2 separate regions of the Homo sapiens genome follow, and region 1 is linked to region 2. Evidence: read pairs that join two places in POLR2A ChIA-PET (ENCODE). Cell type or tissue: MCF 10A. All regions are shown on one strand. Links, peaks and the distances in the headings refer to the core of each region. The heading gives the core; the rest is flanking DNA. Region 1 holds the start of LOC124904306 (a long non-coding RNA gene). Region 2 overlaps MBD2 (methyl-CpG binding domain protein 2).

Region 1 (13,517 bases), core at 6,146-11,145, 98 kb after region 2:
TTTCCTTTATATACTTCCATTCTTTAACTTTTTGAACCATGTGCCTGTATTATTTTGAATAAAATTTGACAATTTTAAAAAATTGTAATGTGATTTTCTTTTGGTACCTTCACTAACAACCTAATGATATTAAGGTTAATTATCTCTTTTTCCTGAGTGGCTATTACATGCCAGCCCCTGTGTTAGACACTATGCATGCATTATGTTTAATCATCACAACACCATGCAAAGTAGATATTATTATCTTCAGTGTACAGATGAGAAAACTAAGGCGTTGAAAGATTAAATTACCCATCGCTGTTTACCCAAATGACAAATAATAAATTTGAAGTTGAGCCTAGGTCCATCTAGTTTTAAAACCTAGGCTCTTTCCATTACACATCGTGGGTAAGTACAACTATACATTTCTTTATATGAAATTTTAATTTTTGTACGGTAACTAATTATTCCCTGTGTGCACTTTATGTACATTTGAGTCACTGTTGTTTGTGATGGCGTTATTCCTTAAATCGACATTTTCAGCATGTAGCTTAATATCTTCTTCAGGCTCCTAGTATATAGTACTGGAGTACTCTTCCTGTTTTTCCTTTAGCTGACCTGAGGTTCAGAGATTGCTCTCGGCTGTAATTCTGAGCCAAAATAAATTTTTAGCACTGAGTGATAGCTCTGAACTGTTCATGGTGTTTACTGGCAAGTCTGATTGCTTGGTGAAGGCAGAATAAAAATACCTGTTAAAGAAGGAGAGTTGTGTCTAGAAAATCAGAGTCCCTGTAGGCTCAATGACTACAAAGCTGAATATTAGAGCAGCAGTCTTACCAGAGACAGAGAGGAAAGCTTGCTCTTTGAGTGAGAATTATGCCCTCATTCCTTCCCCTTACTCATCTCCTTCATCTATTAATCAGGGAGTTCTAATATAGGAGTTTCATGAAGATAAAAGTAAATAAAAAGATTAAAGCAATATCAAAACATTTAATGAGAAATATTTTTTCTTTAAAAGACATATAAACAGAAATGTTTGCAAATGTTTCTAAACATGCCATTTGTCTAGAGTAAATACATAAGAAGATAACACTTCTTGGAATCTAGTAGCAATGTTTTAAAATTGCTCAAGCAATCCCCCAGCTTCAGCCTCCTGAGTAGCTGGGACCAGAGGCATGTGCCACCATGCCTGGCTAATTTCTATATTTTAAATTTTTCTGTAGAGACAAGAGTTTTGCTGTGTCGCCATAGCAAACTTCTGGCTTAAGCGATCCTGTTGCCCCTGACTCCAAAAGTGCTGGGATTACAGACATGATCCACTATGCCTGGCATCAAACTAATTATAGAGAGAAATGGAGAATTAATAGATGTATGAAAATATGAAAAGATAAATTTGTTCTTATTTTAGCATATATCTTCTGCAAACTTTTCAAAGCCAAATCATGATCTATCACAAAGGAAACAAGTAATTAGTGAAACCACAAATTAAAAAATGATGAATTTTACAGTTTTAAAAATGAATAAAAAATTATATGGTTGCCATATAGATAAGAAATACTTTCATTAAACATTGTTATTTTTCTGAAGAATAGGCAAAACAGAGACTTTTAAAACAGTGCTTCAGGGGAATTTTTTGAGGCGTTTCCCAAATGCATAATTTTTTTAAAGTCCAAGTTTTAGCTTTCTGTATACTTTTCATTTTAAAGCAATCTCAAACTTCCGGAAAGATTGCAAGAACATCTGTTTCCTCACCATTTTAAAACAAAATTGCTAACATGACCTTCTATAACCCCAAATATTTTAATTTGTAATTCTTACAAATAAAGACATTCTCCTCCTTAATAATGGCAATGTAACCATCAAAATAAAGAAATTAAAATTGATACATTACTATGATCCTCAGACGACATTCAAGTTCTGACAATTGTCTCAGTGATATTTTTTGTTTTTGTTTTTGTTCTTTCGAGACGGAGTCTTGCTCTGTCACCCAGGCTGGAGTGCAGTGGCACGATCTCGGCTCACTGCAACCTCCGCCTCCCAGGTTTAGGCGATTCTCCTGCCTCAGCCTCCTGAGTAGCTGGGACTACAGTGACATGTCACTACGCCCGGCTAATTGTTTTGTATTTTTAGTAGAGATGGGGTTTCACTGTGTTAACCAGGATGGTCTCGATCCTCTGACCTCGTGATCCGCCTGCCTCTGCCTCCCAAAATGCTGGGATTATAGGCGTGAGCCACTGCATCCAGCCATCCATCAACTTTTAACTTATTGGAGGTCATTTTATGCTGCTGGCTTAACTCATTTTTGCATAGAGCTTAGCAAGCAGTTTATTGTTTTCCTCAGGTTCTTAGTATAATATTGAAGGACTCTTCATATTGTATTTTTCTCTAACTGAGCTGCATTTCAGAGATTATGCTCAGCTATAATTCTGAGCTTAAAGAAATTTTAACACTGAATGAGAACACTGAACTGTTCTCAGTATTTATTTGCCTGGGAATAAAGCATCTGTGTTAGTTTTCTTTTGCTAGATAACAACTTACCACAAATTTAGCCGCTTAAAGCAACACACATTTGTTATTACACAATTTACATGGGTCAGGAGTGTGGAAATGGCTTCACTGGGTCCTCTACTAATGGTCTTGTCATGGGATCCTTGGGGCGTTTCTTTGCCAGCTGGAAACCTCTGTGGTTAGTGGCGCCTTTGCCCGAGTTTTGCTCTGGCCCACTGGGCTTGTTCCGCCCACTCGGCCTGGCAGGCTGCGCTCAGCTTCCACTACCAGCCTGGATCCCATGTCTGCCAAGGGTGAGCCAGGCAAGGAGCAGTGAGGGGTTTGTGAGCAAGCGTGGGGTCTGGTCACTGCGCATAGCCAGGCATGCTGGCTGCAGTGGGGCGGGCAGCTCCAGGCCCAGCACAGGCACCGGCTCCCTGCGATGCTGCAGCTAAACCAGGTGTACCATAAGCAGCTTCCACAGCTGACACCGGGGAATGCAGTGGTGCCCAAAAGCTTGGAAACACCAGGAACCATAGATCCCTAAAGAGGGTGTCACAGCCCCAGCTTGGGGAGCTTCTAGGTCTGGGATCCCTGAAGGGTTGCAGCTGTTCTCTGCTTCTCTCTTCTAGTCACCCTCAATGTGGCGAACAAGGGACATGTTTCAGCCCTGCTTGTGTTACAGCTCTTTTTAGCCCTGCCATTCAGCGGGTCCTGAGTTCTTGTCCTGCATCCAGGAAGAATGAGGTATGCAGACAAGTGGAGGATAAGCAAGACAAAGAGGAGCTTTATTGAGTGATGGAACAGCTCAGAGGAGACCCACAGTGGGTAGCTCCTCTCCATAGCCAGGGTGCCCTGATGAGTGTTCAGCTCTCAGCAGAGAGGGTAGCTCCTCTCTGCTAGGCAGATTTTCCCTGTGAGTGCTCAGCTCTCAGTAGAGAGGGTACCTCTTCTCTACAGGCAGGTTATACCAATGAGTGTTCAGCTCTCAGCAGAGAGGGTAGCCCCTCTTGGAAGCTGGTTGTCCCGTGTCTCTCCATCCTCACCTCAAGTCTAGCTGAATGAGGTGGGGGTATGGGCCTCAGGGGGAGGAAGTGTGGGCTGATTGGTCTATGGGTGGCCATGGGCGGGCCCGGGTCAAAGCACCACAAGTTCCCACTCTGGCCCCAGGGATGGGCAGCCTGGCCCCCAGGCTTCAGGCCCAATGGGCTTGAAGGTGGCGCTTCACCAGGGACCCACCCCCTTCCATCCAGGAGCCTGTCTGCCTCCTGCCATTGTTCATGATGCCCAGGCTGTTCATGCCAAGGGCCGCCTGCAGGCCAGTGCTGGGCTGTCCTCAGTACCCCCTTGGCCTCTCTCTCATGTTTGTCGGCACCCAAAGTCCGGAGGGGTCTGAGATGGCAGGTGCTGCTGTGTCAGCACTGCCCCAAGCCTGTGCACACCCTGCCAGGCTGCAACAGCACTCGGGTTCAGCCCCAACTTTGCTTCAAGATTGGATTGGGCAACCGGAGTGGGAGCCAACAGTGGGGAGAAACCAGACAGTGGGAGCAGGCACTTCCAAGCCTGCAAGGGAAGCGGCGGCTCCCTGGGTCCCCAAGAGTGCAGAGATCCCTGGGCCCATAGCCACAGCTTTTGTGGCTGCAGCTGTGCCTGGGAGGGTAGAGCTCCTGCCTGCTCCTGGCTCCCAAGAGCACAGGGGTACCTGGGTGGCAGCCGTGGCTTGGGCAGCTGCCGTTGGGCCTGGGGAACTCCTGGCTCCCAAGAGAACAGGGGTGCTCAGGTCACAGAAGGCTTGAGCGGCTGCAGGCGCACCTGGGGAGCTCCTGCCCCACCAACTCAGAAGCGGCGCAGCTTCCACTTGTCCCCGGCTCCAGCAGGCTCAGTGGAACCCCGTGCAGCCCTGGCGGTGCCTTCTCTTCACGTTTTCCCCGCAGTGCGTTGGCCCCGGCCATCCCCACACAAATGAACCCAGTGCTTCCAGGGCTGGCCCTGTGAGTCCCGGCTGCGCCCTCAGCTGGGTGCTCGTGGGCTCCTGGGATGCAGCGGGCAGTGAGGTTGAGGTCACGGTGGAGGCTCCAGACCTGGGAGCAGGTCCTGCCCAGCTGTGCGAGGTAGGGGTGGCACATTTGGCTGCGTCGGAAATGCGGGGCACAGAGCACCCACCGCCACTACTGCTGCTCCCACAGCCACCGCTGCTGCCACTGCTCGTGCCTCCCTGCTGCAACCAGCATGATGGTAGCAGCCGCTCTGGACGGCCTGCCATTGCCATCAGTCTCATTTCTGAATATTATGCTCTTGGGTGTATTGAAGGTATTGACAAGGGCTACAGTCTCATCTGAGGCTCAGACTCCTCTTCCAAGCACATGTGGTGGTTAGCACAGTTCATTCCTTGCAGCTACCGAACCCCCTTTTTTGAGCCAGGATCTCACTCTGTTACTGGGGCTGGAGTACAATAGCACTATCACAGCATACTGCAGCCACAACCTCCCCGGCACAGGAGATCCTTCTGCCTCAGCCTCCCGAGGAGCTGGGACTACAGGCACAGCCACCACATCCAGCTAATTTCTGTATTTTTTGTAGAGACAGAGTCTCACTATGTTGCCCAGGCTGGTCTCAAATTCCTGCACTCAAGCAATCCTCCTGCCTCAGCCTCCAAATGTTCTGGGATTACAGATGTGAGCCACTACATCCGGCCAGCTAGCTATAGAATTCTTGATGGTTTGTTTCTTCAAGACCTGCAGGAGAGCCTCTGACTTCCATCTGGATACCCTTTGTTGAAAGGGGTCATCTGGTTAAATCAGGCCCACTAAGGATAATTTCCCTTTGATTAACATAAAGCCAACTAACTGGGGACCTTAATTACATCTGCAAAATTTCTTTACCTTTGCCAGCTGACATAATGTAATCACAGGAGTGATAGCCCACCACTTTTGCCATATTCTATTCGTTGAAAGTTATTTAAAGGTTCTGCTCACACTCAAAGGGGAGGGGAGTATACAAAATCTATAGCTTTTCAGGGTCACACGTACGATTCTGACCACCACAACTTTTCTACCATCTGGATTAATATATTTAAAGTGTTTGGTTTTTTTTGTTTTGTTTTGTTTTGTTTTTTTGAGGCGGAGTTTCATTCTTGTTGCCCAGGCTGGAGTGCAATGGCGCGATCTCGGCTCACCGCAACCTCCGCCTCCCTGGTTCAAGCGATTCCCCTGCCTCAGCCTCCTGAGTAGCTGGGATTACAGGCGCCCGCCACCATGCCCAGCTAATTTTTGTATTTTTAGTAGAGACAGGGTCTTGCCATGTTGGCCAGGCTGGTCTTGAACTCCTGACCTCGGGTGATCCACCCGCCTCAGCCTCCCAAAGTGCTGGGGATTACAGGTGTGAGCCACCGAGCCTGGCCAAAGTTTTTGTATTGCTTTAATGGTTATTGACTGTTCTGACTTAGCTTTTTGTTTTTTCTCGTCAATTTTAATTTAGGTTTTTGCATGTCTGAACACATAAAATTGTACAACTAAAAACACTCTTAGAACATGTGGGTACCATTGTGAATTATCAGTAACAAGTAAATGTACAGCATATTGAATTGTGATGTTTTCACATTAGATCAGTTTGACATTTATTTTAAATTTTTGTGTTTCTTCCCCGAAATTTTTTATAAGGAATGAAATCAATTGTTAGATATCCTTAGTAATTCAATTTAGAGGCAAATATTTGTTGTCATCCTCTCAAGCTTCTGAATCAGTTTAATTGAAGAGTATACTCAGTTTTCAACTGGCACTGGTGAAAAAAAAGAAAAAAAAAAGAGAAACAACCACCACCATTTGGAACTTCTTGTTTGTGTGAATCTGGAATTTCACACAGACAAGATATAGAAATGAATGCTGATGCTGATACATCACCAACGGTCATCCACAAACTCTCCTTGGGAAATCGTGTGGCCATTATTCTCTAGTTACATTATTTTTATTAAGGATTACAAAGTAAATACATAGTCATAAAATTATTCTGTTATGCACAGCGGGGTGGTGATTGAGGTGTGTGTGTGTGTTTTTTTTTGTTTTTGTTTTTGTTTTTAGATGGAGTCTTGCTCTGTCGCCCAAGCTGGAGTGCAGTGGCGCGATCTTGGCTCACTGCCACCTCTGCCTCCCGGGTTCACGCCATTCTCCTGCCTCAGCCTCCCGAGTAGCTGGGACTACAGGCACCCACTACCACGCCCAGCTAATTTTTTTTTTTTTTTGTATTTTTAGTAGAGATGGGGTTTCACTGTGTTAGCCAGGATGGCCTCGATCTCCTGACCTCATGATCAGCCCACCTCGGACTCCCAAAGTGCTGGGATTACAGGTGTGAGCCACCGCGCCCGGCCTGAGGTGGGTGTTTTGAGTGAGATTTTGGAAATTTTGCTTGACTAAAGGGTCTGTTGCCTGAAAAACATTTGAAAGCCACAAAACAATTTGAGCAATGATAGTAGTGTATTGGGAAGCCTGGACCTGTAGCTGGTAAATGAATCTAAGAAATTCAGGAGTCTCATCAAGTAATAATTACATTCAATTCCTCCTTCGATTACAGCGCTATTTTATAATTTGACCATATCTACCTAGTCTGATAACAGGACTGCTGACGTCACCTCTTTAACCTACAGGTTTTTTGAACCCACTTAGGATCACATTCATATTCTCCTACAGTGACACATGATAACCCATCTTGTGTGGCTGATTAAGCCATACATCTGAATAAATAACTCTCCTACCACCAAGAGCTGACTATATGCATTTTATCAGACAAGGTCTAGTCTTGACTGTCAGCTATAGTTTTAGTCAACTGTAGGCTTCAAGATGTTCATGATACAATTTTCCAAACAGAGAAAACAAAGTAGATTCCTTGGTATAAGTGACAAAGATTCCTCCTCTGCAATGGGGCCAGGAAAGGACCTAAATTGAAAGATCCTGAAGTGCTAGCTTTTTCAATGTATTTTGTTGTTGTTGTTTTCGATTTTATTGAGGTATAATTGAAGTACACCAAACCAAACACATTTAAAGAGTACAGTTTGATCAGTCTTAACATATATACATACCATAGTCAAGGTAACAAACGTTTTCATAAGCCTCAAGTTTCCTTTGCCCCTTGGCAATGCTTCCCTGCCTCCAACCCCTTCTCCAGAGAGCCACTGAGCCTTCTGTAACCATCGATTAATTAGCATGTTCCAGACTTCTACATAAATGGCATTATACAGTACGTACTTTTTTTTTTTTTTTTGGCCTGACTTTTTTCATTCAGCTACTTTTTTTCTTTCTTTCTTTTCTTTCTTTTTTTTTTTTTTTTTGAGATAGGGTCTTGCTCTTTCACCCGGGCTGGAGTGCAGTGGTGCAATCACAACTCACTGAAGCCTTGACCTCCCAGGATCAAGTGATCGTCCCACCTCAGCCGCCTGAGTAGTAGCTGGGACTGCAGGTGAGTACCACCATGACTGGCTAATTTTTTCTGTACAGATAGAGTCTCACTATGTTGCCGAGGCTGGTCTCCAACTCTAAATCCTGGACTCAAGCAATCCTCCCACTTCAGCCTCCCAAAGTACTGGGATTACAGGCATAAGCCACAATGCCAGCCTTCATTCAGCAACTTATTTTAAGATTTATCCATGTTGTGGTAAACAGTGAACATCAATACTCTGTTCCTTTTTATTGTTGAGTAGTATTTAACTACATGGTTGTACCACAATATATCTATTCATATATTGATGGACATTTGGATTGTTTTTGACTATTGCTAAAAAGCCTGCAATGAATATTTGCAATCTTTATACAAGCATATGTTTTCATTTCTTTTGGATAAATACCTAGAAGAGGAATGACACATAATAGATGTATATTGAACTTTTAAAGAAACTACCAACAACTTTCCACAGTCACTGCACCATTTTGCATTCCCACCAACAGTGTCTAAGTGTTCTAGTTGCCCCATATCCTCATCTTCATGTGGTAGAGTCAGTTTTTTTTTTTTTTTTTTTAAAAGAGTTGAGACTTTCCTGAGGCAGGAGAATCACCTGAACCCAGGAGGCAGAGGTTGCAGTGAGCCAAGATCATGCCACTGCACTCCAGCCTCCAGCCTGGGCGACAGAGGGAGACTCTGTCTCAAAAAAAAAAAAAAAAAGTTTAGCCTTTCAGTGGGTGTGTGTATTGGCATCTCATTGTGATTTTAAGTTACATTTCCCTGATGACTAGTAATGTTAAGCGTCTTTTCAGGGCCGGGTGTGGAATCCCAGCACCTTGGGAGGCCCCAAGGTGGGCAGATCTCTCGAGCCCAGGAGTTCAAGACCAGCCTGGCCCACAGGGCAAAACCCTGTCTCTACAAAAAATCAACCTAAAGAGGGGATAGTTTTTAAACCCTTTTGGTCTTTACCATTTGAATAATGAAGAGTTCTGTTCTCCTCTTTCAGAGACGCTGTATTTACACACACACACACACACACACACTCTCTCTCTCTCTCTCTCTGTCTCTCCACAGCCCCACCCCCCATCTTTGTTCTTCCCCAAGGCAAGAACAGATGTTTATTTAATTAGTGAAAGGAGGAGAGTCTGACAATCGTAAGGCTATTGTGGGGTTAATGGTGCTGTGGCCCAGCCTTTAGAATCCTTTCTGGGTTTCCTCCCCCGAGGCATTGTGGGCTGACTCTGCTTCAGGTTCTCATCAGTAAGCTGGCAGGTGTGTTCGGCCTCCTGCAGGCCCCGACAGGCCTTTGTTCTCTCAGAAGCAGCTTCTCACCCTGCCACTAAGTGGAAGAATCAGGTTTGCTGTTCACATGGGGCTCTTCATTTCCAATTCACCATGGGTAGAGCTATGAGAGATGTAGGAAGGGGACCTCAGGATAAAACTTCTTTTTCCCCTCCATAACCACTTTTACTGCTAATAAAGTTGAGAATCAAAACATTTTTTACCTTCTTGGGTCTATTTCTGAGTTAGTAGAATCTGGAGGGGATTTTAACTATGGCTTTGAGATTAAAAAACAACAACAAAAATAAAACGCTGTGATTGACTTATGTAAACACATGGCTGTTCTGTTCCCTTCGTGGCCGACTTGCTCAGCTCAGCGGAAACGCAGTTAATGAAGAACTCTGTTTGTTGTCCCACCTTCTTTGCAGATGTCTTCAAGATCAGACTCCCTCCTGTCTCGTTCAATACTTAAGTATTTAGATACCTTGTAAAAAGCCTGGGTGTTACACAGGCATTTGCTGAGACAGGAAACAGAGGAAAGCATAAGTCAAAGAAACAGTAAATTTCAAGGCAGAAAGGGCTGATTCAAAAGCATTAAATAGAGCTATAGTCTGATAACATGATGCTAACCTGAGAAGCTCAGAAATTTTTCCTTGAAGAATTGATAAAGGTGACTCAGGGAAAATACCAGAGCAGGTATGGATGCCAGCAAATCTGGTTTGTTTCAAAAGCAGACGACGTCTCCTTTAATTTACTGAGTTAAAAATGCATATAATATTTTTATGGCATACATTTTCCCCTTAAAACTGTATATTCTTTGTGATCATGATCTTAGCAATAATAGTTTTGCCAACCACAGTCCCGTTCAGGAACATAACCTCTATAATTGATGAACATGTTCCTTTTAGATTTGTGCGTGGGGGGGGGTAAGGGAATCATTAAATATAAAAATAAAATAATTTAAATGTTCTGATTGAAAATCATAAGCTGGAGGCACATCCAAAATACCCATGGGTGTTGGAACAATACTGTCTTTGACATTATAAAATTATAAATTATATCAACATTATAAATTATATTGATTCGTTCCTGAAATTTTCTCCAGATATTTAAAAACAGATCAGTAAAAACCTCAAAACTGACTTTATCCTTCTAAAGTTTAAAATTTCATGACTGGCCGGGTACAGTGGCTCACACCTGTAATCCCAGCATTTTGAGAGGCCGAGATGGGTGGATCACCTGAGGTCAGGGGTTGGAGCCCAGCCTGGCCAACATGGCAAAACCCCGTCTCTATTAAAAAATACAAAAATTTGCCAGGCATGGTGGCACCCACCTGTAGTCCCAGCTACTTGGGAGGCTGAGGCAGGAGAATGGCTTGAATCCAGGAGGTGGAGATTGCAGTGAGCCAAAGTCACATCACTGCACTCTAGCCTGGGTGGCAGAGTTAGATTCTGTCACGGAAAAAAAAAAAAAAAAATGTTATGATTAGTTAGCCAGCTAGAGGTACAAACTCACACGAGGCCATCTGAGAATTCGATAATTTTTAGTGTTATCATAAATTTATTACCTATAAAAGTATCTATAAAATCCTGGATCTGGCCATTCAAACCTTCCCTGACAGTAGGGTTAATCTGGTGTTTGAGATTATGAAGGTTCTATATCTGACAGACATTTTGGAGGCCTTTTCAATTCTATCATCTTAAGACAACTGCCTTGAACTCTGTAAACTGCAGTCTTTTCTCTGATTGAAGTCTACTAATATCTCCTTATATAATTCAAGTGAATAAAAGGTTTGAATTAAATAGGGCATACAGTAAAAGACTTTTGCTATCAGAACAGTTCAAAAACCTTTTCAGATTTGTGGACTTCAAGTCTTGCCAATCTTTTAACCTACTTATATTCAATCAATGAGATCTGTTTGAATGCACTAAAGAGTAGATTCAACCCAATGTCAAAGAGAATATTCTTCCAACACCTAACACTATAGACAAATTAATTTGTTGCCTATTTCATCTACTAGTTATGACAGCATCCTCTTCAATAATTGCAAGTCTAAATTTTCAGATCAATACTGAAATGGGTTTCAGGCATGACTATTCTGCTATTAACCTGTTATACTATTTTAACATCTTATAATGAAGTCAATTGAAAAAAGATAATATTATTGGCAGCTTTTATTGGCCACTTACTGACCTTGAACTAAAGGTTAATCTGTACAAGCTCAATATAGATCCTGGTTGTTGACACTTTTATAAAACCTGCACTTCAGTGGACAAGAATAATGTCCTGGCATATTTCAAATAATGTCCTGGCATATTTCAAATAATGTTAAATATAATTCGAAGCCACCTACAATTCTTGTGTATTTTCTTTAAATAATCTAGCTTTTTCTAAATTTTATATTTATTTAAACTCTCTACAGTGGGTGCTTAAAAAAATAGTTGGCTCTTGTGTTTGTGTTCTTTACAATATCAAACCATGATATGGAGAGGATAAACTTGAGCCACCAAGAAGTGGACTCTGCCTAGGAAGACAGTTTGCTGAAGTTAGAAAGTACTGGTCTAGGAACCAGAAAACCTGATTCTGCCCAAGAGTTAGAATTGTGAGTGAGTTCTTTCTGGTTTTTAGTTTCCTTATCTGTAAAATAATTACCCAGTTCAATTGGATAATCTCTATGATCCCTTCCACATTCTGCATACTTGGATATCTACTGTTTCTAAATATTTTGGCATTTCTTATAAAGCCCTTTCACATTTACTTTATTATTTTTTCCTCACAAGAATTCCTGAAATAGATAAGGCAGAAGTTTAGAGGATAGATAGGTTGGGTATCATTTTAGATGTGGTAACTAAGGTTACGGGAGATTAGGTGTGATATGATTTGGCTGTGTCCCCACCCAAATCTCATCTTGAATTCCCACGTGTTGCAGGAGGGACCTGGTGGGAGGTAATTGAATCATGCGGCAGGTCTTTTGCGTACTGTTCTTGTGATAGTGAATAAGTCTCATGAGATCTGATGGTTTTAAAATGGGGAGTTTCCCTGCACAAGCTCTCTTCTCTTGCCTGCTGCCGTGTGAGACATTCTTTTCACCTTCTGCCATGATTATGAGGCCCCCCCAGCCACATGGAACTATAAGTCCCTTAAATCTCCCTTTCTTTTGTAAATTGTCCAGTCTCAGATATGTCTTTATCAGCAGTGTGAAAATGGACTAATTCAAGGTGATTGGTAAAAATTACCTATCTGGGGACTGGAGCAGTGGCTCACGCCTGTAATCCCAGCCCTTTGGGAGGCCAAGGTGGGCAGATCATGAGGTCAGGAGATTGAGACCATCCTGGCTAACACGGTGAAACCCCGTCTCTACTAAAAATACAAAATTAGCTGGGCATGATGGCACACACCTGTAGTCCCAGCTACTCAGGAGGCTAAGGCAGGACAATCCCTTGAATCTGGGAGCCAGAGGTTGCAGTGAGCAGAGATTGCTCCACTGCACTCCAGCCTGGGTGACAGAGCAAGACTCCGCCTCAAAAAAAAAAAACAAAAATTACCTATCTGGTAAATAGCAGGACTGGAACATAAACTCAGATCCTCTGATTCCAGCAAATTTCTACATAGGCCACAAAAACACACACAACAGGAAGTATAACTGCTTGGAATCATTAGTTATATGCATGAATTACTTCTAAAGGAAGTGATACTTCCTTTAACTACTGAAACTACACTACACTTAAACTCAAAGTTAATAATAGAAATAAAAGTAATAAAATAACCAGTGCTTTATTGTAATATGAATAGGAGGGTAATTACAATGGTTTGGAAAATAACAGCTGAGCTCTGAGGGTTAGGTTTGAGGCTACAGTGTGGAGCACAGTTATGATTCAGTTATGACTCCCCCCTTACCGGAAATGTACCGAAAATGTACAGAGGTGTTTGGAGAAGCAAAGCTATGAGGAAAGAGGAAAAACTGGGAAACCCTCATTACATAGCTAGGTGAAAATTAATGAGAAAACTAATGGCATAAAAACATTTGAAAAGCAATAGCATATGAGAAACATATCATGTATCACGTTGGATAAAAGTAAGACTAGGAGAGGATATAAACTTGATGGTTAGATCGCAGTAAAAACAAAGTTTGTGCCTACAGAATTACAGCTTTAAAAAGTGATAGGACACAAGAAGCACACACTGAAATACCAAGGAATAAAGGACATGATGTGCAAAATGTATTCTGAAATAGTTAAGAAAAAATAATTGTGTTTGTGTGTGTGTGTGTTGTGTGTGTGTCTCAAAATGTTAAAGAGTGATAAATCTGGGTAAAGGATACATGATAGTTCTTTCCATTATTC
Region 2 (16,463 bases), core at 5,364-10,363:
AAGGACAGAAGATGAGCCTAACAGGGTGTGCAGGTTACTCAGTGTGGCCCCTTGTCCCAACCCATCTTTCTCTGACTTGCCCTGTGTTCCAGAAAGCTGGGCTCTACACACATGCCTTCTGGCTTCCTGTTCGGTTCTTGGTGTGGCTGGTCTCTGAATGTTTAACAAGCATTTGATTCAAACACTGCCAACACCTATGAAAATAATCCCTTCACTGAGTTCCTTCCTTGAGTAACATTTAGTTAATCTGTTCGAGGGTGGCATCAATTTCCTGCCAGGCTTTGACTATTATGCTGGGATATGTGTTGCATCTGTAGAGTATTTTACATTTTCATGATTGCATACAGCACAATCTTGAGCATATATTGAGGTGAATGAATGCAGTTCTCTGAAGCAAAAAACACAATGGTTAAAAACAGAGCAATTGCGTCATTTGTGCCTTTGACCTACATTGAATTTGGAACTTCATTATGTACAGGATATAAGCCTTCTCTTGTATTTGATTCTCCCAACAACAAAAAAATTTCAAAATGTGTCAAGGTTATCAATCTTTGCTATTAGAACAGAATGAAGTATTATCCTTCAACAGGTGAAAGGATAACAATGGATTTTAAAAATCTATGGCAATAAAATAATAAACTCTTGATATGTGAATTATTCTCAATGTATTATGTTAAGTGAAAGAAGCCAGACCCATAAGTCTACATACTGCATAATTCCATTTATACAACATTCTGGAAAAGGCAAAACTATAGAAACAGAGAACAAATCAGTGGCTGACAACAGATCAGGGTAAAGAAGGTGTTGACTATGAAGGAGTATCACTAAGGAATTTGGGGAGGTGATAAAATAGCTCTGTGTAATTACGGCAGTGGATTCTATTCATTTGTCAACACTCAGAACTGCACATCAAAAAGGCTAAATTTTAATGTATATTTTTTTTTAAATAAACTCAAGTTTCGTTTTAAACCAGAATGGGGTGGGGCTATTGTCTCTCACTCCAGACAGAGCTCCAGTTCCTGTCTTCACTGCTCTATGTTCTCTGCTCATATATGGCCCTGTGACCTGAAGGTATTGGGAGATCCCTAAGTCAAACACCAGGATCCCTGGAAGCCAGGAAATGAAGCTGTTGACATTATGTGGCCATAGAATTCTCTCTGGAGAAGTGGAAATTCCTCGACCCTGCTCAGCAAAATTTGTATAGGGATGTGATGTTAGAGAACTATGGAAACTTGTTCTCCATTGGCCTCACTGTCTCTAAGCCAGGTTTGATCACCTGCCTAGAGCAAAGAATAGAGCCCTGGAATGTGACAAGACATGAGACAGTAGTCAAACATTCAGCTATGTCTTCTCATTTGACCCAAGATCTTTAGCCAGAGCAATGCACAAAAGATTCATTAAAAAAAAAATACCAATACTGAGAAGGTATGGAAACTGTGGTGGTCATTATAATTTACACTTAAGGAAAGACTCATGATATAGTATGGCTCTGTGTCCCCACCCAGATCTCATCTTGAATTGTAATCTGAATTGCTATCCCCAGGTGTCAAGGGAGGGACCTTGTGGGAGGTGAGTGAATCATGGGGATGGTTTCCCCCATGCTGTTCTTGCGATAGTGAGTTCTCACAAGATCTGTTGGTTGTTTAAGTGTTTGACAGTTCCTCCTTCACATGCTTTCTCACCTGCTGCCATGTAAGACGTGCCTGCTTCTCCTTCTGCCATGATTGTAGGTTTGCTGATGCCTCCTCAGCCATGCGGAACTCTGAGTCAATTAAACCTCTTTTCTTTATAAATTTCCCAGTCTTGGGCAGTTCTTTTATAGCAGTGTGAAAATAGACTAATACAACTGGGAAAGTTTATAATGACTGTACTGATTTACATCCACACCAACAGTGTGCAAGCATTCTCCTTCTCCAAATCTTTGCCAGCATTTGTTATTTTTTGCCTTTTTAATAATAGTCATTCTAAAAGGAGTGAGTTAATATCTCATAGTGGTTTTCATTTGCCTTTCCTGGATAATTATTAATGTTTCACATTTTTAATATATCTATTTGTCATATGTGTGTCTTCCTTTGAGAAATGCCTAAGCTTTTTCCTTATTTTTAATACATATTTGTTTTTGTTACATAGTTGGTTGAGATTCTTAAATATTTTAGATATTAATTCCTTGTCAGATTCATAATTTGGAAATATTTTTCCCATTCCTAGGTTATCATTCCATTGATTGTATCTAGTGCGGTGCAGAAGTTTTTCAGTTTGAAATAATCTTATTTGTCTGTGTTTACTTCTGTTTCCTGGCATTTTCAGGTTAAATTCAAAAAGTAATTGCCCAAACCAATATCATATTTTCTTTTACCTTATGTTGTCTTCCAGTAGTTTCAGATGTTATATTTAAGTGTTTGATCCATCTTGAGTTGTTTTTTATATGTGGTATGAGACGAGATGAGGGTCTCATTTCTTCGTTCTGCATGTGGATATCCATTTTTTCCCAACACCATTTACTGAAGAGACTGTACTTTAACTATTATGTGTTTTTGTCACCTTTGTCTAAAATCAGTTAGCTGTAAATGCATGGATTTATTTCTGGGCTCTCTATTCTGCTCTATTGTACTATGTGTCTGTTTTTATGCCAATACCATGCAGTTTTGCTTATTATAGCTTTGTAGTATATTTCAAAGTGAAGTACTGTGATGCCTTCAGCTTTACTTTATTTTGCTCAATTATTTGGACTATTCAGTGTTTTTTGTGGTACCATATAAATTGGGTGATTCCTTTTGTATGTGAAGAATGTCATTGTTATTTTGACACTGATTGTATTAAACCTGTAGATCATTTTAGGTAACATAAACATTTTAACAATATTAATTCTACCAATTTATTAATAAAGAACATCTTTCTTTTTGTTTGTCTTTTACTTTTTTTTTTTCCAGACAGAGTCTTGCTCTATCACCCAGGCTGGCATTCAGTGACACAACCGTGGCTCATGCAGCCTAAACCGCCTGGGCTCAAGTAATCCTCCCAACTCAGCCTTCTGAATAGCTGGGACCACAGGTGCATGCCACCATGTCTGCGTAACTTTTAAAATTTTGTAGAGATGAGGTCTCTCTATGTTTCCCAGGCGAGTCTTGAACTTCTGGGCTCAAATGATTCTCCTGCCTTGGTCTCCCAAAATGCTGAGATTACAGGAGTGAGCCACCATGCCCAATCTTTACTTAATTTCTTACCTTAATATTCTTTGGCTTTTAATGTAGAGCTCTTTCACTTTCTTGGTTAAATGTATTTCTAAATATATATTTTATAGCTATGTAGTTGTGATTGTTTCTTGATTTCTTTTTCAGAGAATATGTTCTTACTGTATAGAAATGCTACTGACTTTTGTGTTTTAATTTTGTATCCTGAAAGTTTGCAGAATTTATTAGTTCGAAGTTTTTTGGTGGAGTGTTTAGGATTTTTATTATATAAAATTACATCATCTGCAAAGAAGGACTATTTAACTGTTTCCTTTACAATCTGGATGACTTTGATTTTGTTCTCTAAAGGCTCAGATTTGGACATCCAGTACTATGTCGAACAAAAGTGATGAAAGTGGCCTTCCCTGTCTTGTTATAGCTCTTAGAGAAAAAGCCTTACTTGTTTTTGTTTAGTATGATGTTACCTGTGCATTTGTCATGCATGGTCTGTATTGGGTTGAGGTACATTTGTTCTACACTGAATATACTGAGAGTTATTATCATAAAAGAATGGTAAGTTATGTCAAATACTTTTTCTGAATCTATTTAAATGGTATACTTGGTCCTGAGGTCAGAATTTGGGGAAATGCATCCATACCTAGAGGGGTCCCTGATAGGGCATCACATTTAACATTCTGTGGACATGACCTGTGAGTGTCTGACTCCCAAAAGAGAACTGAGGCCCAGGATTGTCATCTTTGTTCACTGAATTATGCCTAGTTTTTTAAAAAGCAACTGTACAAATTAAGTGCTTAATATATGTGTTGAATAAATGAACCCCAACCAGAAACATAAAAACAAAAATAAAATGGTATGTAGCTTTTCAGGCATGCGGGAACACTTTAGAATTCTCTACCCTCCCCTCCACCCTCCATTCACTTCTGGAGATTGACAGTTACCTGAAAGCCAAAAAGAAATGATCAGACTTCTCCATAGAGCCTTAAAAATAGGTATTTCCTTAAATCGGGTTTTGGCAGTATTGATATTTTCGGGGTGTGTCCTGTGCGTTGCAGGACTTTTAGCAGCATGCCTGGCCTTTATGCACTTGATGTCAATAACTACTGCACTATTCTCCCCTCATTGTGACAACCAAAAATGGTTTACTGTTGTCATGTATTTCCTAGGCAGTCTAAGGCAAAGCTGTCTTAGACTGAGAATCACTGCTTTAGACTAATTTTAAGAACTACTTTGGCCAGGCCCAGAGGCTTATGCCTATAATCCCAACACTTGGGAGGCCAAGGCAGGAGGATGGCTTGAGCTTGGGCAACATAGTGAGACCTCATTTCTATTTAAAAAAAAAGAAATTAGCTGGGCATGGTAGCATGTGCTGGTAGTCCCAGCTACTTGGGAGGCTGAGATGGGAGGATCACTTGAGCCTGGGAAGCCAAGGCTGCAGTGAGCCAAGATCTTGCCACTACACTCTAGCCTGATTGACAGAGCAAGATCCTGTCTCAAAAGAAAAAAAAAAAGAATTACTTTATAGAATTGAATATGCCAAACTATATATGGTGTACTTTATAGGGGTTTAGAAAGTTTTCTAGGGTAATTTTGACTGGGTGGATAGAGAGAGATATTTTTCACCTTGATATATCGACTTTGGAACCTCAGGACTGCCCAGATAATGATGACTTTATTATAGAAATAATATATGTCAAGACTTTGTCTCTTGTCCTATAGCCTCACTGAGTTGGTTTATCTCTTTTATTAGAGTCATAAGATTAGAACCAAAATAGTTCTAATATGGTATAGACAAAAAATGTATTTAAAAAGGTTTAAAACATATTAGAGATAGGAAAGACCTATGGCTTTGTAATTGCTATAATAACTAAGTATTATTGCTGAATTTTAATGGAGATCATTGCCTTTGCTTTCCAGGAGGTAAAGTGTTTGCAAGATTACTCAGTCTATGCCCTTGTTGTATATTCTTGAACTATTTATTTGCTCCATATTAAGGAAAAAGAAAGCAATTATGTCTTAATTATCTTATCTAATTTGTGAAGAAGCACAACAGAGAAATTATCTTGCTTATTTTATGCGATGATTACAAGAAAGTATTCCTACATAGAAAGAATAAAGTTGAAAAACAAAGCGTTAGTGGAATGGCATTAAATGCTAATTGCTCTTAAAATATGATAATTCTAGAATAGCTAAATATTAATTTAATTATCAAGGGAACTTTTCTCAGGGCCACAGTAATAACCAAATTAGTGTTTACTACCAAAATACTTATCACAAAGTATGAAATAAAGAATCTGGCCTTGCCCAAATAAAGAACTAGCCTTTCCCCTCAGTGTCTGGGGGATATTCTAGGTCATATCTGATAAAAGGTGTCTTCTTTTTAGGGTGTGACCTGGTCAGACTGGATTTTAGGGTAGGGCCACATGTGTCAGGGTAGGATCTGACCACTCCAGAAAGATCAACCATGTGAGTTAGGGTGGGGATTTTGTGTTATGCATTCAGTTGACCTGGAGACTGAGTAAAATCGTGTGGGCAGTCAATCAATCATGTCTTAAGCACAGTCCTGGTTAAAAACTCTGAACACCAAAGCTTAGGTGAGTTTTCCTGGTTGGCAATACCCCGTATATATCACACATCAATGCTAGGAGGGTAATGTCTCCTCACTCAATGGGAGGAGGACAATGTGGGCTTTAAGTTTGGAACCCTTGCAGACTGTGTATCTCTCTGGCTAATGTTAACATGTATTCTTTCCCTACAACAAATCATAACCATGAACATAATAATTTTTAGCAAGTCCTGTGAGTCCTTCTAGCAAATTATCAAACTTGAGGGTGGTTGTGCAAGTTTAGGAGATTGCAGTGGTGTCAGAAGTGAGGGTGGTCTTGTGGAAGACTGTGTCCTCCAACTTTGATACTTAACTCATTTGGGAATGAGTTTATGAACTCATGCCCAAATCCATTCTTTTAAGAAGTCATATTCATGTCTTAGAGGAACTTATAACTTAGGTAATATGAGAAGCATTTGAGGAACAGGCAATATGTACTCATATACAAGGTGTCAGGCAGAGTCACGCTACTGAGAAGGGACAGATTGGAGGGAGGAATGCATTTGACAAGGCTTTAGGAAAGAAATGTGATGCTTTTTTTTTTTTTGGCTTAAGTAAAAGATGGGATCTGGAAAAAAAAAAGAAAAGAAAATATAGGGTCCGGACTGATTGTGAGAAAAAAAGAAGCTAATTCTACAGAGAAACCAGTAAAAATGAAAGCACAAAGGTAGGGGAAAGCACAAAAGAATAGCAGGCAGTTTGAGACAGAAGATTGAAGCAGGTGTTGTGGTTGACCCCCTAGCAGCCCCAACACTCCCATATGATGATTAATCTAAGCCATCTGGGGTAATTCCAACCCCCTTTCTCAGCAACTAGTTTAGGAATGGGCGTGTTAACCAATTCTAGCCAATGAGGTACAAGGGAAAGTGTTTGGGGCCTTCTAAAAAGCAGGCATATGGCTGGGTGTGGTGGCTAATACCTGTAATCCCAGCACTTTGGGAAGCTGAGACAGAATTGCTTGAGATCAGGAGTTCAAGACCAACCTGGTCGACATAGCGAGATCCTATCTCTATCATATATTTAAAAGAGTAAATAAATAAATAAATAATAAAAAGCAGGCACAGGAAGACATCTATCTTCTCCTTCTTGCCATTGTCATGTCTGGACACCTGGAAGCATCTTGCTACTGAGCTGAGGCTGAAGTCAATTCACGAAGGAGAGGCCATGATTAGAAGACTACACAGAAGCAAAGCTAGAGCCCTGTGGTTTGCATTAAGAATCTAAAGTAGCCTAGAATTGTCTTTTAGATACATTTAATGTACATTTCCTTATTGTTTAAGCCATCTGAGACTGATAATCTGTTACTTGTAGCTAACAGTATGTGGCAGGCAGAAGGCCCTTTTCCAAAAAATTACCCATGCTCTAATGTCTAGAAATTGTAATCATGTTAGGTTACATGGCTAAAGTGATTCTGCAGATACAATTAAGTTTGCAGATCTCAAAATGGAAAGATTATCTTGGATTATCTGGGTGAGCTTAATCTAATTAAATGAGTTTTTGAAGGAAGAGAACTTTCTCTGGCTGGAGTGAAAGACATGAGGCAGAAGGGGAAGTTGGAGCAATAAGACAAATTGACCTGATTTCTGGCTTTAAAGATTAAGGCAGCTGGCTGGGCATGGTGGCTCATGCCTGTAATCCCAGCACTTTGGGAGGCCGAGGTGGGCGGGTCACCTGAGGTCAGTAGTTCAAGACCAGCCTGGCCAACATAGTGAAACCCCATCTCTACTAAAAATATAAAAATTAGCCAGGCATGGTTGTACGCATGCCTGTAATCCCAGCTACCCAGGAGGCTGAGGCAGGAGAATCACTGGAACCCGGGAGGCAGAGGCTGCAGTGAGCCAAGATCAAGCCACTGCACTCCAGCCTCCAACCTGGATGACAGAGCGAGGCTTTCAAAAAAAAACAAAAACAAAAACAAAAACAAACAAACAAAAACGATGAAAGGAGCCATTAGCCAAGGAATGTGGGCAGCCTCTAGACATTGAGGACAAACCCCGACTAACAGTCAGCAAAAAATCAGGGACCTCAGTCCCACCCTATCACAAAGAAATTTCCCTGAGTAATTTGAATTATCTCCATTCTTTAATTCACACCCATATTTCCTCTTGCCTTTCTACTGATCTTTAATAAAATGGCAATAGAGCCTATGGAATGTCATTTTAAAAAAAGAAGAGGAAGAACAACAACAACAAAGATTGTGACCATTCCTTGAATGAATACAAAGTTCCAGTAAAGTTGAGTGTGTTTCTGACTCACTGAGTAATAATGCATTCACCCTTCCCCCAGCCCTCCACCCCCAGTGTTAAATGTTTTCAGAGTTAGGTGACTAATTCATCCTCTTCTCACAGCAGCTTCTGTAAAACCAAAATCTTGTTTGTTCCAAAAAGCCACATGAGTTTCTTAAAATGAAAGTCATAGTTGGAAGGTTATAGTTTTCTCATTTGTAAAATTATACTAAGTGACTCGGCTCTTGTAGGAGACAGAAGAGAGGAAGAGAAAGGTTTAAAAGAAGGCATTCATTCCCAGTAGCACATTCTACCATGTTGCTATTTGTATCAGTCCCCTCAAGTTTCCAAATGTTTCTGTTTTCTCACAACTAGCTACTGTTGGGTGTAAGGCCTTCGTATGAATCATGCTGTGTTCAACAAGCATATTCTTGCTTGCTATCAACCTCTCCCAACACACACACAATTAACTCCCTGCTTTGGTTCTCTCTCAGTCCAGGGAATATTTATCCAGTCAGCGAAAATCAAGGTAACTCCCCAAGAAGCATATTCCAATACCTAACAATTTACCAGCGTTTTTTGTTTGTTTGTTTTTGGGGGAAGCGGTTGCTCCCATTTATGAAATACATTACCATACGGAGGCCACTCTATTAGGTATTTTGTTAGCATTAATTCATTAAATCAAAATGGAAAGTCATTTGGAGGCTACCAACAAATGCAACAACAACAACAATAACAAATCAAGCTGTAGATGATCTGAATTTGTATGTGACAGCCATTCTGCCTCAAGAGTGGAGTGAAATCACTAGACCAGCCCTCAGTGGTTCATTCTTGGATATACATTCCCCACTGAGAATTCTACAGAAGCTACTGATACTACCCCAGGAGAAAGGCACATCGTCATAAAATTGTGTATGTAATGGCAAGAGTCTGGCAGGCTCCTTGACTCCAGGGGAATATGGACCCCCGATGAGGAGTCCTGCACTGGAGCAGTGGTCTCAAAACTCCTTTGCTAATAAATCCTTTCTGAGACAAAAACGTATTCCCAAATTTATGGATATTTACTTACAAATAATATACATGTACTGTTCTACTAATATGTATATTAAAAAACACTCAAAAATTAGAATCACAATAACATTAGATAAAAACAAATATTAAAAGGTCCCACTCCCAGTGAATGGTTTTACACATGCCCTACATCAGGGGCCCCAAGCCCTGGGCGGCAGCAGGCTCGTACTGATCTTCAGCCTGTTAGGAACAGGGCCACACAGCAGGAGGTGAGCAGGTGAGCAGGCATTCCCGCCTGAGCTCCGCCTCCTCTCAGATCAGCTGTGTCATTAGATTCTCATTGGCGCACAAACTTTACTGTGACTCGCACATGCGAGGGATCTAGATTGCACACTCCTTATGGGAATCTAATGCCTGATGATCTGAGGTGGAATAGTTTCATCTCAGAACCATCACCCCACCCCACCCTGCTCTTTGGAAAAATTGTCTTCCATGAAACCAGTCCCTGGTGCCAAAAAGGTTGGGGACTCTTGCCCCAGGGCCTATGGTCCAGTTGCATCTTGCTGCCAGACTTCTCAGAGGATCAAGTTCATGAGGCAAAAAGCTGAAAGTACTACAAAGAAAACGCTAACCGTCGGATAAAAATAATTCCTAACATTCTGTGATTAAGAAGCTTTACCTATTCTCACCTCTTTTATAAGATAAATAATCCTAGTAAAGATTTCTCAGCAGGGAGGTTTACTGGAAAAGCTTTGACTAGTCACCCACAAAAGGACCAGATCTCCTAGGAAGAATCGCTCTGCTTTCAGGCCACAGTCATACTGTACTTGTTAAACCAAACTGTGTTGCTTTTTGTCAGCTTAAGACCCGAGTGGAGAATAGCATTGGAAGGTTGTGTGGCGTTCTCGAGACAGAAAACCTTTACATTCAAATTTCCCTCTCTGAATCTTATTGGCTAGGATAAGTCATTTAACTTATCTGGGTCTTAGATTCCTTAACTCATAAATGAGGAGAAGAAGAATATGTACATATTACATGGCTTACATGTAGATTAAAATTCAAAGATAACATTAATGGAGGTGAAAGTGTTCCATAAATTATTAAATGCTATATAAATGTGAGGAAATAAAACACTTTTTGTTTTCCCATCATTAAAAGTCAAATAATTGATAAAAGTAACTATTTTCACATAAAATTTGCATGTGCCCTTATAGAGAAAACCAGCATGCAAATTAAAATTTTAAAGCCTACTCCAGATCCTTCGAGTCATGCATTTTGACAGCCTGCTGCTCCAAGTCCAAATCCCACAGCTACTGCTAGCTAATTGGGTTGTAACTGACTGGTGTTCCCTGCCCTACCTGTGAACTTTGGGACCCCACCCCCCAGTCTGATGTCCCCTGTGCCCGAGAAACATGATCCAGAGATGTCCTTCATGGATTAAGTCATTGAAGATGACTTACACAAACAGTTTTAAAGCTTCAAAATTTATTGCTGTACATTTTCTCATAGCATTTACTATGGAAATACTAATAGTGCAAATATTTATTTTGGACTTCATAGCATTTGAGAAATCACAAAGCTTGTTTATATCTTTGCAATTATTTATGAAGATCTATATTATTTTAAAAATCCAAACGAGTAATCTTATATTCAAAGAGATTGTATAACACTCTCTAGATCTCCTCTTTAGACCAAAAAAAAAAAAAAAAACACCCTGGAAGCCACCAAGGGCATTTCTTTCCTTTATAATACATACAGCTTCTAACACTTTTCCAACTGCATGACTCTTGTTCATTCACAGATTCATTCAACAAATATTTAATGACAAGCTATTACGTGCCAGGCACTGGGCTAGGCTCGGGGAACATGAGGATGAAAAAGCACAATCTCTGCTTTTACGGTGCTTACAGTCTAATAGTAGAAACAGACATGCAAAAAAAAATTACAATACAATACAATAAAGTGCTTCCATGGAGGTATTTACAAAGTGCGGTGGGAACAGGGAAGGCGGGAAAGAACATCTGCCTGAAGAAATCAGGGACAGCTTCACAGAGGAGGTAGCCATTGAGCTGAGACTTCATCAATGATTAGGAATTCACCATGTAGACGGGCAGGCAAAGGGTGTTTCAGGCAAAGGGAACAACAGGTACAAAGACACAGAGGCCCAAGGGGCACTTCAAAGAAGCAAGTAAAGAGGTTTTTCTTGAGCTGAAGGTGCAGTGAGGAATAGTGGCAGCATGAGGCCAGACAGACAAGCAGGGATCAGATCAAGAAGAGCCTTTTGACCATTCTTCCATTTATTCAGCAAACAGTTACTGAGTGCTTACTAGGTGCCAGTCACTCAGCTAAGTGCTGGGGCTGTAACGGGAAATCAGACAAACACATCCTTGCTCTCATGGAGCTTACATTCTAGTAGAGAAATAGACAAAAAGCCAACAAATAAATAAAATACAGACTTAGAAAATGTCTACAAAAGAAATAGGGTGCTGAGGCAGAAAATAGTGTCACAGGGATAGGCGGTAGTTAGGGTTATTAGCAAATGCCTCTTGGAAAGGATGTAAAACTCACACCTGCAGGGATAGCGACAATAGTGTGCTCCAATGTGAGCACCCACTATGTGCCAGGCACTGTGCTACACACTTTAGAAACAGTCTATCTCACTGAATCCTCACAACAACTCTATGAGGTAGGTATTATTATTCCTATTTCACTGAGGAGGGACAGGCTCAAAGAGATTAAATAACCTGACAAGTCACACAAATGGCAAAAATCAGGATTCAGACACAGGTTCTCCTAATTTCAAAGTGTGTGCTCTTAAAAATCACTCTAAACTGCATACAAAGATAAGTGAGGGAAATAATACAGTCACATTTGCCTGTTTTGATGATCTTTCTGATGACTATGTGGAGGGATGGAGAGAGGGAAGGGGAAGAAAGTGGACAGGTGAGCAAAAAAGGAAGCCACTGAAAGTCCAGAGGACAGGAAAGGCAGTTCATATGAAGGCAGTGATCGTGGGGATGGAGGAGAGGTGGGGTGCAGTCAGTAGTTCTAATAGGATTGATGAGAAGTCAGAAGCAAGGGAAAGGGCAGCATTGTGCTCACTCCTGGGCTTCTGCCTTGCGTAACTGGAGAAGATGGCTTGCTTTTACCAGAGTGAGGGAATGGAAGAGGGTGGTAGGTTTGTGGGGACCAGGTGATGAAGTTTTGAACATGTTGTCTTGTGGGTATATTGGGAACACCCTGGACTTATGGGATGGTCCCCAAGGGACACCATATAATGGCTTTCATACCTTGTTCTCCACCTGAGCAAAGTATATAAGCAAAAAAAAAAAAATCAGTTTTATATGTGTATACATTGTGTTTTTGCTTTTACAAGCTGTTTAGAAAAGCACATATATCTTGGCTGGATTGGTTTGTAAAAAGAATATATGATCACCAAGGTGAAGTTACCCCAACCCTGATCACAAATGAAGAATCGTGGACTCGGGGGAGGAAGAGAAAAGCCCTTGGACATCCATTCTCACTAGTCATACTAGCTTTTAAAAAGAAATCACTATGATCCTCACCCCCACCCCAGTTGGGACAGTCTGATGGGGCGGGCAGGCACCCTCTACCAATTGGCTTCCCAGGGTCTACAAGTTTCCCTGCTCATCCACCAGCAGGACTGCTTCAAGGAAACTAATGGCCCTAGGGTCCAGGGATCAAAGTTGAGCGTAAATCAGGAATTCCAAGAAGTATTTATGTAGTTTGGCATAAAAGTCCAGGAAAAACAGCAGCCCAAACAGCAGCCCAAACCTAGCTAGTCATATTGCTTTGACTATTCCCCTCTTCTTCCCTGCCTTGGAAACTGGAGGTAGTGGTAATAAAATGTACAGGTGACACTCATGTGGAATTGGTCATACCCCTGACTGCATCATTTAGGTTCTAATTTTAAAAGAACTCAAGAGTTAAGAAATAAACACACCTTTTCTATAGAATGATTTTACTTTTGCTCTGTCTCTCAAAATTTGTTTTCATTTGCTTATAACCACTCCCTCCCTTCCTTGGTATCAGATTAAGTATGTTTTGATTTTAGAAATCGTTTAATAATGTAATGCTAGTTTTCATAATTAAATATCAATAAATTCAAGTGGTATGAAAGTTACACTCGCGAGTTTCAACAGAAAAAGAATGTTAATATTTTGGAGGCCAGGCCAGGTACAGGTAATGGTTTGTAAAGTATTACAAACCCTTTCATTAAGCAACTCTGTCTAGAAGCTGCCTCTCACTGTAGCCAAGAGTCTGACCTGCACCTGATAACTCAGTAAGCTAGTGGACGTTAGAGAGTGCCAAACATTCTTTAAAAAACAATAAACATGGACGCCTTCTAGTAACACCTGAAGGGTCCTTGTGTATCTGACTCATGCCCAAGGGAAGAAAAAGCCTTATTCTTATAGAACTATCAAAAGTCCAAGTCACAGGCAAGGAAAAAAAATTACACATGCTAGGTGATATTTAGCAGAAATTCTTAGAAATTCTGGTGAAAGCACAATTCTCACAACGTCCAGAGGCAATAGTTCATACTGCAAATATATGCGCTATCTTCCTCCACCTCCATGTCAAACCTAAGGCCCAGGGATCAGAGTTGAATGTAAATCAGAGGAAGGCTAACGAGGGGTTCTTTATTGTGTGTGCTTTTCAACAGAAAGAATTCCAATCAGTCTGTGAATATAATCATTTATTTGTCTTTACAGTGATGATGGAAGAATGTACAGGTGTCCCCTTTCAATAAAGTATAAAAATATGTTTATATACAGTGAAGTCACAATAATCTTTAACTGGGAAATTTATTTAGAATTCCTGATCTGTTCTTATTAAAACTGTGGGGGAAACAAATGTTTTACGTAAGTGCTACATTTCCAGTAGATTGCACCTGGCATCAAAAGCTCAGCTTCATCTTAGGGTCCTGCTTGATATTACAAAAGACTAATTTTAAGTCCTAGGACTCAAAATAAACATGATTTTTTGAATAATAGATATATACATCAAAAATACATCTAAAAAGGCATTGGTTAGTGCTATTAAAAAGCTCTATGTGCTCGGGTACATTTTTTTTCTTACAGGCAAAAGCCAGTGGAAACATTTTTGTTCAATTTCTAGGAATTTTCTCTTGGGGAAAGTCGGTCGAAAGTTACCTGTTAAAAAAAAAAAAAAAAGAACAAACTTAAGTAATCCAGTGATTTATCAGGTGAGAGGTCAGCAATACTCAAAAAAGAATTAGAGATTGAATTCCACTTAAGAACCATGCTTTTACAGCCTTGATGAACATGTAGTTACAGCACTTCATAAATAAAAAGTGCTCAACATATCCCCTCATTGTTTCGTTTTATTTTGATGATAACCTTTACTATCCTGTTAATTTTCCAAAGAAATCATATGTATTCTTCTATGTTTATGCAAATATTTTCTAACTACAATTAACTACATCAGCATAAAAAGAGAATTCAAAGGGCATACAAATGAAAAAGCAGAACAGATACAGACCAATCCAAATATATTTTGAGAAAATGTAGAAAAATTTCTACTCAAGATACTTTATTTTACTTCACAATTTCTTTCACATGAGAGCATTTACAGATGACACGTATGCATCGAGTCTTCCTATTGTTTAACCTGGGTGAAATGGCACTGTGCAACTGCAAATTGAACTATTTATGTATTTGATATCCTATCTCATGTATAGCTAAATATATTCACACCTTTGTTTTTACAGTCATCATCTTCTTCTTCTTCTTAAATTTTACTTAAGTAAAATTTAAGTAACACAGTAAATTGCGGCCTGTTATTTAACTAACCAAATAAATAAATGAATAAACATCCACCTTACTAATAAGCAGGATTAGAAAGAGCTGAGGCATGATGAGGCTGGCCGACCTGAAGGGACCTTGGTTATCTCTTATGAGCCCGTGAAGATGGCCACATCTCACCCTTTGCCCAACTAAGTCCTACCTATACCACAGGTTATTACGGACAGCTGATTGAGTCATGTGGTCATGCTTTAGTTTATTAAAACTTTTAGGTATATATGGGGTTATTTGAGTAAGGTAAATGTAATTTTCATAATTAAGAAGTACATCTAAATCTTCCGCAATCTATAAGTCTAATGGCTTGATCTAATAATGCCATTCTCAAGTTGGGAAGATAACATAAATAATTTGAATCTCTCCCTACCTAACATGCCAAAATAATGGCTACTTTTAAAGAACTGATTAAAATTCTAATCATTCAACATTAGTTTGTTATTACTATTATCCACATTTGTGCAAGGCAATGAGAAGTTGCCAACTTCTGTGTAAGTATAGTGCCAGTGCCTACAACACAGCCTCGCTCACATAAACAAGGGTATAGCCTGGATGTCAATCTGCAAAGTAATCTGTAAAGGAAGCAAAAGTCGGCCAGTGGCTCATGCTGTAATCCCAGCACTTTGGGAGGCTGAGACGGGTGGATCACCTGAGGTCAGGAGTTCAAGAGTTCAAGACCAACCTGCCCAACATGGCGAAAACCGTCTCTAGAAAAAATACAAAAAATTAACTGGGCATGGTGTCAGGCACCTGTAATTCCAGCTACTTGGGAGACTGAGGCAGGAGAATCGCTTGAACCCGGGAGGCAGAGGTTGCAGTGAGCTGAGATTGCACCCCTGTACTCCAGCCTGGATGACAAGAGCGAAACTCCATCTCAAAAATAATAATAAAAAAAAAGGAAACAGAAGTCTAGTAAAACCTCAATTAGGTGACCCTTGATTATCTGAAATGATTTCATGAGAAAAGTCTAGAAAAAAACCAAAAAGCCCTGACAGAAGAGAAGGGCTTTCTGAGAGTCCATTCCGAAGCAACAGTGCAGAATCTGGATCAGGTGAGATCCAGATCCCTCTGTGCTCCAGAGACGGTGTGGCTGCAGCCGTGGACAGTAGAAACACACTTCAGACTTCCCTCTGAAAGACTTCCAGCATATTAAGTATACTCATCAAAGCCCATAAATACATCCTTGCCAGCTTGGAAAACAAAATCCAAGTATCAACACAGCATCTTCATGTCTTCAATAAGGGAAGAGAAAAGAGCTAAAACAGCACTGAACTGGATTGAAATGATTTTTTTTTTTTTTTGAGACAGAGTCTCACTCTATCACCCAGGCTGTAGTGCAGTGGCGCGATCTCGGCTCACTGCAACCTCCGCCTCCCAGGTTCAAGCGATTCTCCTGCCTCAGCCTCTCAAGTAGTTGGGATTACAGGTGCCCGCCACCATGCCCAGCTAATTTTTGTATTTTTAGTAGAGACAGGGTTTCGTCATGTTGGCCAGGCTGGTCTCAAACTCCTGACCTCAGGACATCCATCCACCTCAGCCTCCCAAAGTGCTGGGATTATAGGCGTGAGCCACCACACCCAGCCTGAAATGATTC

Evidence for each region. Peaks named below come from ENCODE experiments on the same cell type or tissue, not always from the same donor. Only the 100,000 strongest peaks of a DNase experiment are listed, where the experiment ranks them.
Region 1: POLR2A ChIA-PET joins it to region 2 with 6 read pairs; 4 of 35 experiments call an interaction of 5 or more read pairs at or near these places.

What each region holds. Positions count from the first base shown.
Region 1 is chr18:54,238,123-54,251,639 of GRCh38, forward strand. It overlaps LOC124904306 (a long non-coding RNA gene), which reads right to left and starts at 10,589. Exons shown (of 2, transcript XR_007066378.1): 1 at 10,508-10,589; 2 at 8,998-9,692. RefSeq lists enhancers at 8,359-9,244, 9,245-10,131 and a silencer at 13,037-13,106. In MCF 10A, for the core only: no CTCF peak of the experiment used is centred there; a DNase peak (open chromatin) is centred at 9,129.
Region 2 is chr18:54,141,109-54,157,571 of GRCh38, forward strand. MBD2 (methyl-CpG binding domain protein 2) reads right to left here. Exons shown (of 7, transcript NM_003927.5): 7 at 10,498-14,203. Among named protein-coding and RNA genes, the nearest start is that of SNORA37, 73 kb to the right of the region's middle. In MCF 10A, for the core only: no CTCF peak of the experiment used is centred there; DNase peaks (open chromatin) are centred at 8,093, 8,423 and 9,333.